Linked DNA regions of Homo sapiens: region 1 is linked to region 2. A link is an interaction called in ENCODE POLR2A ChIA-PET data of the cell type or tissue named here. Cell type or tissue: MCF 10A. All regions are shown on one strand.

Region 1 (2,500 bases), 100 kb after region 2:
GTATGTCTTTCAATAGGCTGTATTTTATTGCAGGATAAATCTCTAGGAAAAGTAAAAGGAAAATATTGCCTTGATTAGTTATTAGATGTCAAATTAGTAGGAATAAATAGGAAGGGTTTAGAGTAACATTGAATACATGGTTTTCGTCTAAACTCTAAATCTTTAGACTTGTATTTGAACTTCCCAGAGTCCCTAACCCTGCCAGTACCTCTCCTAGAGTCTCACCTTCATAGTTTTAATAAATAAAATATACAACTATAGATCTTGATAGACTTTGGAATTAATTTTTCCTGAGAGCAGTAGACTTGATTAGATGACCTTTTGTAGTCTCATCAAATCCTAGATTGTAAGCTCAAAGTTTTTATCCTTATATATAGTTTCTGATATTAAAAGGAATAGTCTCACCTTCCTAGTTTAGGTCTGTTTTCCTAAGCCAGTTCAATATCAGAAGAAATAAAAGACATCCTTTCACATCATCTGAAAGGAAGTTACCCCTTTAACTAATACATAACTTTGAACTAATTCAAATCATATTAATATAATTAATTTCTGTCATATTAATATAAATTCTTTTTTGGTTTCATATTGCTTTAATATTCCATGAAAGCAATTTCTTCACTTATACAGTGATGGGGCAACAAAACAACATGGAACTAGATTTTTATTTTTCAAATAAAAACGGTTGTAGTCAACACCCATTCTTGACTCCAGTTAACTCTTACTTCCATTGATTCCAGCTTGTCAGCTTGTCCCTCCCTCTTTACCTGGATGGTGTAACGTTGTCTGGCTGATGTCTCCATCTCTAGTCTCTCCCTTCCTAAACCATCCTGCACACAGTCATCAGATAAACTCTCCAGAAGTGGCTTGCAAAGATCAGCATCTCCTAGGAAATTACTGAAGATGCAAATTTTTGGTCCCACTCTAGACCAACTGAATCAGTAACTGCGAGGGTAGAGTGCAGAACTGAGTTCTAACGCGACCTCCCAGTGATTGTGATGCAGCTCTATCTCACAGCACTGCTGTGATAACACTGGTCCGTATGATGGCCCCTTAGCTTGACATTCAAAGCCCTAGAAGATCTGGCTCCAATTTCCTACTCTCCCTCCTTGTACTCTACAGGTACTCATGGTATTCCTCAAATACTTTCCTGTGATTTGCCCCTCTCCCATTTTCCTTTTGCAAGTTTAGAATCTTTTCCCCAACATGTTTGTCTGATGTGACGCAGCAGCCCTTCAAAGTCCTATTCAAATGGCATTGTTCTAGTAACATCTTCATGGGTCCAAATTGAAGTCAATCTCCTCTCTTCTATGCTCCAGAAACAATGTATCCCTCCTAGTGCCCACATCCATTTCTTCTTTTGAATGTACTTATTTTTCATCCCATTTCTTCTGAGCATAAACTCCTTGAAAGCATGGACTAGCTCTTGCTCATCTGCGTTGCCCACCATGTTTAAAACTGACACATGGAAATAAAATGAACTCACATATTTATAAAATAAATGAATAGCTGGGGCAGTGAGTAGAAGGAAAATGACTATTTTAAAGGAAATATAGTTTTATTACTTCATGGCCTCTGTAGCGCTTTGGCATCCACCTGAGGGTCTTTACACCCACTTTCCTTAAGCCTTCTACATTTGAAAGAATCTGTCTGCAAAAAAGCATCACTAATGAGCTTAATGAGGATTAATGACATACACACCTCTAAACCATGGGCAAAGGATAAAAATCCAGCTTTCATAGCAATGAACATAGTATCTTCTTATCTCTAAACAGACAGAAATACTATGCAGGTATCCCTTCCTTGGTAACAGGGCTGAGGACATAGTTATTTTGTAATTAGTGAAGAGTTAGGGGCATTTCTGATATGCTTACTTACTATAAACACTCTAGCTATACCACTTAACCATCATTTTAAACATCTGTTTTAATATAACAATTCCTGAAATGAAATCCTTAATACCAGGCTATTCTTTTGGTAGCTTAATATTCTTGATAATATTATTTATATAATTCAGCTGCTTATTATTTAATATATAAATGTTAATTTAATTTAGATTAAATTATCAAAAAATTCTGGATTAATGATATTCAAATTAATGTAGGTAGTCTATATTTTCTTCTCCTTTAGGCAACAATCTGAAGTTAACTTTAATTCCTTTCATTCTACTAAAGCAACTTTTTCAAATCTTTCTTTTCTCTTTTTTTTTTGACAGAGTCTTGCTCTGTCGCCTAGGCTGGAGTGCAGTGGCATGATCCTGCAACCTCCGCCTCCCGGGTTCAAGAGATTCTCCTGCCTCAGCCTCCCGAGTAGCTGGGATTACAGGCGTCTGCCACCATGCCTGGCTAATTTTTGTATTTTTAGTAGAGACAGGGTTTCACCATGTTGGCCAGGCTGGTCTCAAACTCCTGACCTCAGGTGATCCTCCCACCTCGACCTCCCAAAGTGCTGAAATTACAGGCGTGAGCCACCGTGCCCGGACCCAAATCTTTTTTGGGAAGGT
Region 2 (2,500 bases):
CTTCTCCTCTTTTTCTCAGCCTGTGGGACAGGATGAGCCAGGGACAGGTGAGCTGGAAGCCGGAGAGAGATGGAATCAAGTTCACCCTCTAGGTGGCTTGTCCTGGCTATGGTGGGGGAGATTAGCTCTAGGGCATTAAGGGTGGAGGCTGACCCAGGATAGAGGCTGTGGTAACCTGAGCTATGGGGTGGCCCAGGGCTGGGATGCCAAGTTTGGGTGTTGGGTGAGATGAGGATGGCTTGGCCCAGGCTCTGGGGCCGCACAACCTGGCCTCCTGAGGTCAGCCCCATTCCCCCTTGCCCTGAAATGGGACCAGTGCCAGCTGAGGGGACTGGGACGCTACTGCTGGGCTGTACCCTGCATGCTGGGGGACACAGTCTCCCAGGGAAGCTCTCAGGTTCAGGCCCAATGGCAGCCTGAGTAGGGCCCTCCAAGAACCTAGCCCACATGCCAGCCCCACCCCGGGGCTGCCCCTGCACCCTGGGAAACAGTGGGGATTGTCGGTCACTTTTTACTGCACTTTCTGTGGTTCTGAGTAGGCTCTGGAGCCAGCCTGCCTGAGTTCAGATCCTGCCATGGACTGGTTCTGTGACCTTGGGAGGTTCCTTAACGTCTTTGTGCCTCAGTTTCTCCATTTGTAAAATGGATTTTAAACTAGTAACTATTTCATGGGATTATTGTGGGGATTAAGGGGGTGGATGTGTTTAAAGCCCCTGGAATAGTGCTAGCACAGAGCAGCATTCTCTGAAAGTCAGCTATCATTTTTATTACTAGGGTGATTATTATGGCATCCCACTGGACTGCACACTACTTGGGGCCATGAGTGAGTGAATCAATGAATGAACAGCTTGTGTTCCGGAAGCTCCTTGGCAACACATGCAGGCGGGGAACGGGTCCAGGGAAAATGGAGCTCTCTCCAGTGGAAGGCAGGTGGGGTGAGGAGTGGCTGAGGGTTGGGCAGGTGTCCAACTTGTGTGTGAGCACATACGGGAAGGCCGAGGCTTTCAGGAAAGTCTTTGTGGGCATGTGCACAGGCACGTGGGCCCCTGCACATACACGTGAGCAACCAGCTGTGTTGGCTTCTTTCATGAGTCGTGGGGATGACGTCCTGTCCCAGGCAACAGGGAAGGAAGGGTGGCCAGGAAACAGATGTAGTATGGGTTGGAAGAGTAAGATTCAGGGCTAGGCCAGGGTAGGCCAGGGTCCTGGTCAAGCTCCCTCTCCATCCCTCGCCCTGCCCTCTTTCATGGACTCTTTACCTCTTACCCTGGCCTGAGCTCTCTATAAAACCTCATTTGTGTTTCTCACTTGACGCTTATGGCAGCCTGTACTGTGGGCACCATCGTCAAATCCATTTGAGTCACTAGGGAGCTGAGGATTAGAGAGGAAAACTGATGGGGCTAAGGTCCCATAACTTGTGAGTGGCAAGACTGGGTGTGGAGGTCAACCCAGTGTCTCTTCCCTGGCCACCCCCAGCTGGGCCCCCTCCCTGTCCTTCCCCGGGCTGCAGGCCTCCACCATCCCGCCTCCTGTCTCGGCTCCAGGTTTGTGAATCCTGAAGATCCCCAACACTCCTCTCTGGGCCGCTGAGCCCCTCCACTTGTTCACTACCCGCTCTATCCTGTTCTGGCTCCTGCCCAGGCCCCAGGGCTGCTTGCAGGAAGACCTGGGGAGCTGGGCAGACCAGCCCAGCACAAACAGCTCTGTCTCCAGAAGCAGCTGTGGGCCCCACCCAAGAGAGACCAGACAGCCCTGGCTTGGGCCTGGGCAGTGGGCAGGCTGCCTTCCCAGCCCTGGACTCATGTCCATCTGTGGGCAGCCAGTGGGCATCTTGGGGAAGGGGTCTGGGGACTGCCCTCCTCCCCACGTGCTCCAGCAGCATCTGGTTGCTATTAGGGGCAGAGAAGTGAGAGGGGGCCGGCAAGGGTCCAGTAGGCGCCAGCAGCCAAGAATGACTTAATTGGATACAATGTCTAATGACAAAGCAGGGCCCCACAGCGGAGTTCTGGCCTCAGCCCCAGGCCTGGGCCTGGCCAAGCCTGGTCTCAACCTCTGTCCTTGCTGGCTCCCAGGAGCTACCCTATGCACTGCGTCCTCAATTCTGCAGTGATGGAGCACCTGCTGTTTGCTGGACATGCCAAATTTGAAGAAGGTGGAGAGAATCCTGGGGGAACTCAAATCTACCAGGGAGATAGGCACATAGTCGCACACGTAGGTGCTCTAGGAGAGGGAGAGCCACATCCAGGAGCTCTGGGGAGTGGGCTGGGGGAAGGCAGAGGTTGAGACAGGTATCTGACACAGGGTGGGCCTGAAATGGAAGAGGGTCATAGGTGGGGAATGTCAGATCCACCTATCTGATGGTCTGTTCTCATATATACATCCATAGTAGGTGTGACCATTAGAATGACAATAAAAGCCACAGCTTTGGGGGGCATAAATCTTTTTGAAGTGGAAAAGGATGGTTTTTGTGTTGTTTATTTATTTATTTGGAGAAGGAGTT

What was found. Peaks named below come from ENCODE experiments on the same cell type or tissue, not always from the same donor. Only the 100,000 strongest peaks of a DNase experiment are listed, where the experiment ranks them.
Region 1: POLR2A ChIA-PET joins it to region 2 with 5 read pairs; 14 of 35 experiments call an interaction of 5 or more read pairs at or near these places.

What each region holds. Positions count from the first base shown.
Region 1 is chr17:39,040,018-39,042,517 of GRCh38, reverse strand. It overlaps the pseudogene LRRC37A11P. Among named protein-coding and RNA genes, the nearest start is that of LINC02079, 14 kb to the right of the region's middle. In MCF 10A, no CTCF peak of the experiment used is centred here; no DNase peak of the experiment used is centred here.
Region 2 is chr17:39,143,127-39,145,626 of GRCh38, reverse strand. All of the region lies in intron 1 of PLXDC1 (plexin domain containing 1), which reads left to right. Among named protein-coding and RNA genes, the nearest start is that of PLXDC1, 7.3 kb to the left of the region's middle. In MCF 10A, no CTCF peak of the experiment used is centred here; a DNase peak (open chromatin) is centred at 976.